Linked DNA regions of Homo sapiens: region 2 is linked to region 1. Evidence: chromatin contacts called from ENCODE Hi-C or POLR2A ChIA-PET data. All regions are on one chromosome and are shown on one strand. Each heading gives the region's core, a stretch centred on a gene start or an enhancer-like site at or near the end of the contact. The rest is flanking DNA. Distances are from core to core; before and after follow the strand shown. Region 1 has its middle 29 kb from the start of MIR4433A. Region 2 overlaps LOC124907779 (a long non-coding RNA gene).

Region 1 (4,455 bases), core at 1,737-4,236:
TACTATATACAAGATAATATACTGGGCAGTGTCTTAGACTATCATTTTCCAAAATATATGAATGCTTCTTCAAACTGTTCCTTTAGACACCTGGATGATACTAACAGAAGGGGTAAGTATTCCAAGACACATCATAGTTGTGTCATTAGGGAAATAGATTGGGATTAGGTGAAATAAACTTCTGGGTACCAGGCACCCAGAAGATACATGCATAAAATGATCCCAAACATCATGGCTGTCTTGCTCTTGCTGGAAAGCCTAAGTAAATTTGAGTGGAGCCTGAGGAAGACTACCTACACCTGTACTGATTTTCACAGGGAAGCACACACAGACATCCTCCTTCTGTTTTCCTCCAGAGATTTAACACTATGGATTCATAAAAGCCCCAACTTGGAAGCGGGGACAATCTGTATTCTAACAATCAGAGCCCCTGGGAACATGTGATGTTAAAGTCCCAAAGGGGAACGGGCACGGTGGCTCACGCCTGTAATCCCAGCAATTTGGGAGGCCCAGGTGGGTGGATCACGAGGTCAAGAGATCGAGACCATCCTGGTCAACATGGTGAAACCCCGTCTCTACTAATAATACAAAAATTAGCTGGGCATGGTGGCGTGCACCTGTAGTCCCAGCTACTTAGGAGGCTGAGGCAGAAGAATCGCTTGAACCCGGGAGGCAGAGGTTGCAGCGAGCCGAGATCATACCACTGCACTCCAGCCTGGCAACACAGCGAGACTCTGTTTCAAAAAAAAAAAAAAAAAAAAAAAGTCCCAAAGGGAGGCCAGGGAGGACTTCGGCTCATGCTTCCCTTTCCTACCATGTTTGGGTTACATCTAAAGAACCAAGACAACACAAACCATGTTCCAAAATGAGACCCACAGAGTCAGGAAAAAAACATTATTCTTAACCCCCTCTCCAAGATCCATATTAAAAATAGAGTTGAAAATGGGAGTGAAGGGACAAGGTTTCCAGGGAGGATTTTTGGAGAAGGCTCCAGTGCCTGTGCACACAGTGGGGAGAAATGGAGGATGCAGCTCATTCCTCTCACGATAGAGGGGCTTAAGGAGAACTTAATGTGTATCACCTTCAGTCTGGGGGCAGACTGGATTGGACCAGCCTTGAAAACCTCGAAGGTCTTCAGATGGAGGGGCGCAGACAGAGGGCTTTACTGGGCTAGGGGAAATGGGGAAAGGATGAAGGCAGGGACTTGGAAGCTGGCTCATTGAGTGCCCTGGGGGTAAAGGAACCTCAGCCAAGAGAAGCAGAGATGTTGCTGGATTTCCAGGAACCAAGGAAGCAGAGGCAGCTGCTGGGATTGCGATGCATCGACCTTTCACCTGCGACCCACAGGTGAGAGAACTCAGTGATGATGAAGGGGAGGGAGTTGCTGAGGAAGGTTGAACTTTAATAGCAGTTAAGTGCTGAGAAGGCCCACCCTGGAGCTTTCTTGCACCTTTCTCTAGTTCTCCTTCCTCTTCCTCCAACCCTGGGGCACTATAGTCAGCAGCTGAAGGGAGGAGAGGGCAAGGAGAGTCAGTCACAACCGCCCCACGCCCATAGTAGGCCTGAGTTGGGAGAAAGATGAGGACTCTAAATCCAGTTTTGAGTTTTTGTTATTCCACAGGAGTGGACATTTGATTTCTGAAAGGAGATTACATCTCATGGCTTCAGTGACTGTAGGACTCTTTTAGCTTAGAGGGACCAGAAAAGTCAGAGTCTGCCAGAATTTCCTCCCACAGCGCGCATTCAAGGGGATCCTGGAAGACCACACAAAGCTTCTGTGTTCTGCCAGCACGGGATAGCGGGACATGAGCAAGTCCAAGCCTGCCCCTGCCCTGGAGATGGGGCAATGAGGGCAGAGAGTCCACTGAGGGCAGGCTTGGGTGTGGAGCACCTTCAGAGAGGGGCCCTTCCCTAGAGACAGGGCAGGAAACCAGGCTCACTCTTTGGCACCCAGGAGTCCGGGGAGTGAGGGTGACGACAGCCACAGCGGAGAGGCTCCCGGCAGGATGGGGCCTGAGGAAGCCAGTGCATCTGCAAAGGCCTGCAGGTCAGGCCCAGCTCTCAGGGGCCCCGCCAGGGGAACCTCCTCCAGCAGATAACTTGAATGAAGGGCAGGCCAGACACCGAGGGAAGTTAGCCCAGTGAGGCGGCCCTTGTGCCCCAGGCTCAGGGAAGGAAGGTGAGTTCAGAATCAGAATCAAAAGACGGTGTAATTAGAAGCTGCAAGTGGATACACATGAGGGCGTAATACCTGCCGTCACGCAGCTGAGAGCGCTCGGGGCACTCTGGAAGAAAGCGCAAATTCAAAGTAATATTATCATCTTAATTATAATTAGAACCTGCAAGTGGAGTCTTGAAAGGCATTTATAGCATATCCTTACTTGTTTAGGTCAGCTTCCCAGAAAGAGGGGGAAAAATAGACTTGGACTTTTTTAATTTAGGCAAGAAATAGATCGGCCCATGCGTCAGGGCTGCTGTCTAGAGCCCCCTATGTGAGGGACGTCTTTTGGGGCTCAGTTTATTAAAGCTCTGCCTAGAGCCTAAAAGCTCAATATGGCAGAAAATAGGCTTTTTTTTTTGTAAGCTTTAGAGGGCTGCAAGCCAATTGGAAGCTTCCACCCGCTGTGAAGTAGTGAGACTGGTAAAATAGCTAGTAAATTACCCCTGACTCAGGGCCCATTGAGTGATAGGTCTGCAAAGCAGAGCACGAGGGGAGGACGGCCAACAAATATCCGGGGGAACCCCAGTTGTTCCTGGTTATCCCTTGGCTGATTGTCTGGACTGAGGATAATTCAGACTTGCTAAGCTTTTTCCTCTCACTTTCTACCCCTCTTAGAGGACAGGAGGCATCAGACAGGGGCCCGAGGGAGAAATGCTACCCCTTATTTAGCTGTTGTGGGAAGCTCTGGTGAAAACCCCATGAAAGCAAGTTGGGGCTGATGGTCACAATGAGGTCTCTGCTTCTATGGAATTCAGCCGCCCACGCTGCTCCCGTGCCCGGTCCCTGTGAACAATCCAGAAACAGCTGTGATTGGCAGAGCCACTGAAACCAGAGCTTCGTAGACGGGAGGAAAACAATCACGCCACTGTGTGGTGCAACTGGGTTTGCAGGCTCCCTGACAGATGAAGACAAATGTTGCATAACAGCTTATGAAAAATTGGCTTAAAAAAACTCTGCATACCTGGGTCATAGTCAATGAGAACTAATGTAGGTGCTTCTATCCCATCTCCTATTCCCAAAATTTAGGCACCCAATCTCCCTTGGTTTCCAAGGGCCCCTTTCATGCCCAGCTCTGCCCTGTCTCATGCTCGAAACCCATTTCTTGATCCCCTTTCCCTTCTCCACTCAGCTCCTACGTTCCAAACTTACCTACCCTTAGACCAATTCCTTAAGGACTCTGATAGTTTGACAATCAGCAGTTTGGGACTAACGTATCTCCTCTTCCAGATAACATTCGATCCTACCTGGAGCTTCACGGAGTTGTGCCCTCATCTAAAAGGAGGCTGTGGGGGAATGTTTGAGGCGCCGTCTGGCCCCGGGGGGAGACAGTTCAGTGTAGGGCGTCTCTCAACAGCACCAGATGCATACAAGTCTGAAGTCTTGGAGCATCAGGACTTTTTTTTTTTTTTTTCAATTTTGCTCTGAGCTTTTTGGCGACTATCCTTGCTCAAATAAGTTTTTCTCTAAGTTTCTAATTCATAGGTTTGTCATGATTCACATTTAAAACAAATTTTAATCATTCCCACCTCCCCTCCCCCCCCGCCCTTAAGTGTTGTAGCAGCTTTTCCCCTGGGTGGAAAGAAACCTGGAGTCTGTTCCAAAAACTTTGGAAAAGGAAGCCCGGATCTCTCCAGTGCTCACTATATACTTTCCATGCACGGGAGTGGTTTACTGTAGCAAAGAGTATTTTGTTATGCCTTCTGGGTAATTTTGTGCAAAAATTTACAATGTCAAGGGAACATGGTTATTAGGAGCAAACCGTACAACTCCTTATCTGTTTCTCCACAGGCGCTAGCCATGGGGTTCAGAGCCAAGTGCCAGCTCTTCCTGCTAAAAATGTTCTCAATTTGGTCTCCGCCAGCAGTGAGGACAGCAGTGTGAATGTGTGAATTCTTGCTCCAAACTGGCTAGAACCAAGTTTTGTAAATGTCATTTCTTGGGATGCTGTTTTATCTGAGAAATCACATTTCACCAGCAGCACTGAAACTAGCTGATGATGCCATAATAAGTTCTGACTCCTGCAGGGAGAAGCTCTTTGAGGCCCTTTTTCAATACAGCTGACATGTTTTTCATTTAAGAGCCTTTTTAGGACAAGTTTAAACTCTCACATCACTCTATAAATCTTATGAAATGAAAATCAAATTCAGTACAGTTACAAGCTGTTCAATTCTATCTCCTTTATAACATTTATAACTAATATAACAGAAAATTTAAAAACCCTCTTTTGTGCTTTC
Region 2 (4,241 bases), core at 181-2,680, 890 kb after region 1:
TCGCCCAGGCTGGAGTGCGGTGGTGCCATCTCAGCTCACTGCAAGCTCCGCCTCCTGGGTTCATGCCATTCTCCTGCCTCAGCCTCCCGAGTACCTGGGACTACAGGCGCCCACCACCACGCCTGGCTAATTTTTTCCATTTTTAGTAGAGACGGGGTTTCACCATGTTAGCCAGGATGTTCTTGATCTCCTGACCTCATGATCTGCCCACCTCGGCCTCCCAAAGTGCTGGGATTACAGGCGTGGGCCACCACGCCCGGCCAGTAAAATGTATATTTTAAAGATGAAATTGAAGCTTATCATGGCAGAATTCAAATGTCAAGATAAACTGCAACGTCTTGTAATAAAACTTTGCAGACATGATCATGGAACAGCTGACAGTAATTTGAATAATCTTGAAAAATAGATTAAATATTGTTATAGACATTTGTAGACAATATTAAAAGGTGTGGGTGGGGATGGTAAGACATAGATGGGAGATCAACTGTAACAACAAATATATCAAACCAACCCGTTGGACAGTGGTTCTCAACTTCTGAGTATTAGTAAGGCATTTTAAAATACTACAGTTTTTTATAGCATATGTTACTAGATAAAAAGTGTTACTCAAAGTAATACTAAATAAGTCAGCAATAATTATAAGGTAATGGCTACTGCAGGATAAACATGCATAACACTGTTTATAAAGAATTAGTATGTAGTGGACAGCTGTTGGTTTTACTTCTCAGCATCCATTCACCATTTTTCTGGGAAAACAGCATGCCAGAATGCCCTCAGAGAGCCACCCCTCTTCTCTTCTCAATCCTTGTGGTTTGAGGCTCGGGATGCTCCCTAAATCAATAAGCAACTCCCAACCCCTTGGCTACAGATTGGTCCAATGATGAGCATGTGGCCCAAATCTGGACAATAAGAGTGAGGACTAGGAGGAGATAAAGCAAGATGGCCGAAGAGACACCTCCAGCAATTGTCCCCTCACAGGAACACCAAATTGAACAATTATCCACACAAAAAAGCACCATCATAAGAACCAAAAATCAGGTGAGCAATCACAGTACCTGGCTTTAATATTACATTAAGAAAAGATATACCGAAGAAAGTAAGAAAGACAGTCTTGAATCACCTATAACACCCATCTCTCATCCCCCAGCAGCAGCCATATAGTGCAGAGGGAGACTCTGTGCCCTTGGGGGAGGGAGATTGCAGTGATTGTGAGACTTTGTTGGAACTCAGTGCTGTCCTGTCACAGTAGAAAGCTACATGGGGCAGAACCTAGCAGCCACCCATAGAGGAAGCATTTAGGCCAGTCCTAGCCAGAGGAAAATAGTCCAACCCAGCAGTCAGCACCTGAGTTCTGGCAAGGCCCACCACCATCGGCTAAAGTGCTCTGGGGTTCTAAATATAATTGAAAGGAAATCTAGGCCACAAGGACTGCAATTCCTGGGCAAGTCTTGGTGCTGTGCTGGGCTTAGAGCCAGTGGACTTGGGATGCATGTGACATAGTGAGACACCAGCTGGGGCAGCCAATAATGTGCTTGCATCGCCTTTCCCCCAACCTCAGGGAGCACAGCTGGCAGCTCCAGGAGACACTCCTTCCCTCTGCTTGAGGAGAGGGGAGAGTAAAGAGGACTTTGTCTTGCAACTTGGGTACCAGCTCAGACATAGCAGGACAGGGCACCAGGTGGAGTCCTGAGGTCCCCATTCCAGGCCCTATTTCCTAGACAACATTTGTAGACACACCCTTGGCCAGAAGGGAACCCACTACCTTGAAGAGAAGGGCCCATCCCTGGTAGAATTAATCACTTGCTGACTAAACGGTCCTTGGGCCCTGAATAATTAGCAGTGGTAGCCAGACAGTACTTGTCATGAGCCATGGGTGAAACTCAGAGCCATGCTAGCTTCAGGTGTGACCCAACACATTCCTAGCTGTGGTGGCTACAGGGAGAGTCCCCTTCTGCTTGAGGAAAGGAAAGAAAACAGTAAAGGGGACTTTGTCGTGCAGCTTGGGTACCAGCTCAGCCATGGTGGGGTAGAGCAACAAGTGGGCTCTTGGGGTCCCCAGTTCCAGGTGTTGGCCCCTGGACAGCATTTATGGACCTGCCCTGGGCCAGAGGGGAACCCACTGCCCTGATGGGAGAGACTCGGGCCTGGCAGCATTCATCAAAAGCTTATTGAAGACGCCTTGGGACTTGAATGAACATCAGGGGTAGCCAGGCAGTATTTACTGTGGGTTTGAGGCAGTTTTGGCCATAGGGAGAGACTCCCCTGCTTCAGGAAAGGGAAAAGAAGAATGGGAAGGACTTTGTCTTGTGGCTTTGGTGCCAACGCAGCCACAGTAGAATACAGTACCAGATAGATTCCTCAGGTTCCCAACTCTAGGCTTTGGCTCCTGGATGGCATCTCCGGACCCACCTGGGGTTGGGGGGAGCTTGCTGCCCTGAAGGAAAGGACAAGCCTGGCTGGATTTGCCAGCTGCTGATTGTAGAGCCTTTGGTCCTTGAGTGAACATAGGCAGTAGCCAGGCAGTGGTCACTGCAGGCCTTGGGAATGACTCAGTACTGTGCTGACTTCGGGTTTAACCCAGCACAGTCCCAGTGGTGGTGGCCACAGGGGTGCTTATGTCACCCTTCCCCCAGCTCCAGGCAGCTCAGCACAGAGAGAGAGAGAGAGACTCTGTTTAGGGGAAAAAAGGGAAGGGAGCAAGAGTCTCTACCTCGTAATCCAGAGAATTCTCCTGGATCTTACCTAGATCATCAAGGAGGTACTTCTATAGGTCTACAGGATTCACAATGTTACTGGGCTTGGGTGTCCCCTAAAGAAGACATGGCTACAGTGACCAAAGACATAGATCACAACATCCAAGTCTTTTTGAATACCTGAAAAGCCTTCCCAAAAAGGGTGGGTACAAATAAGCCCAGACTGCTTACAATAAACACCTAACTTCAATGCCTAGACACTGACAAATATCCACAAGCATCACAATGATCCAGGAAAACAAGACCTCACCAAATGAACTTACTAAGGCACCAGTGACCAATTCCAGAGAGATAGAGATATGTGACCTTTCAGATAGAGAATTCAAAATGGCTGTTTTGAGGAAGCTCAACAAAATACAAGATAACACAGAGAAGGAATTCAGAATCCTATCAGATAAATTAAACAAAAGATAGAAATAACTTAAAAGAATCAAGCAGAAATTGTGGTGTTGAAAAATGCAATTGACCTAATGAAGGATGCATCAGAGTCTCTCAACAGCAGGATAAATCAAGTAGAACAAATTAGTGAGCTTGAAAAGGTTAAACCAAAAAAGAGTAGGAGTAGCTATACTTGTATTATACAAAGTAGATTTCAAGACAAAAACTATAAAAAGAGACAAAGAAGGTCACTATGTAATAATAAAGGAGTCAGTTCAGCAAGAGGATATAACAATTGTATATATATATATGCACCCAACACTGGAGCACCCAGGTTTATAAAGCAACTATTACAAGAGCTAAAGAGAAAGATATACCCCAATACATTAATAGCTGGAGACTTCAACACTCCACTTTCAGCACTGGACAGATTATCCAGACAGAAAATCAACAAAAAATATTGGATATAATCTGCACTATCAACCAAATGGACCCAATAGATAGGCATAGAACATTTCATCCAACAGCTACAGATTACATATTCTTCTGCTCAGCATATGGATCATTCTCAAGGATAGACTGTATGTTAGGCTACAAAACAAGTCTTAAAGCATTAAAAAAATTGAAAATAATATCAAGTATCTTCTCTGACAACAATGGAATAAAACTAGAAATCAATAACAAGAGGAATTTTGGAAACTATACAAACACATGGAAATTAAATAATATGCTCCTGAATGACCAGTGAGTCAATGAAGAAATTAATAAAGAAATTTAAAAAGTTATTAAAACAAATGAAAATAGAAACACAAGATACCAAAATCTATGGGATACAGCAAAAGCAGTACTAAAAGGAAAGCCTACAGCAATAAGTGCCTACATCAAAAAAGTAGAAAAACTTCAAATAACCTAACAATGCATCTTAAAGAAGTAGAAATGCAAGAGCAAACAAAACCCAAAATTAGTAGATGAAAAGAAATAGTTAACATCAGAGCAGAAATAAATCAAATTGAAATGAGAAAAATACAAAAGATCAATGAAATAAGACCTTGATTTTTTGAAAAGAAAAACAAAACTGACAGACAGTTAATGTGACTAAGAAAGAGAGAA

The links. A loop is a pair of places that touch in the nucleus more often than their neighbours do. ChIA-PET counts read pairs that join two places held with the same protein, here RNA polymerase II (POLR2A).
Region 2: a loop to region 1 is called in a map of heart right ventricle, with 5 times the contacts of the local background. The contact joins two enhancer-like sites. A Hi-C loop is called at or near these places in 1 of 168 maps with a recorded cell type or tissue (heart right ventricle). POLR2A ChIA-PET finds 5 or more read pairs at or near these places in 1 of 52 experiments (H1).

What each region holds. Positions count from the first base shown.
Region 1 is chr2:64,309,450-64,313,904 of GRCh38, forward strand. No RefSeq gene overlaps it. Among named protein-coding and RNA genes, the nearest start is that of MIR4433A, 29 kb to the right of the region's middle. Within about 2 kb of position 2,987, at least 16 of the 41 ENCODE cell types and tissues checked have a DNase peak (open chromatin) inside an H3K27ac peak, as active enhancers do.
Region 2 is chr2:65,197,546-65,201,786 of GRCh38, forward strand. The region is part of intron 1 of LOC124907779 (a long non-coding RNA gene); the gene reads right to left. Among named protein-coding and RNA genes, the nearest start is that of ACTR2, 28 kb to the right of the region's middle. Within about 2 kb of position 1,431, at least 2 of the 41 ENCODE cell types and tissues checked have a DNase peak (open chromatin) inside an H3K27ac peak, as active enhancers do.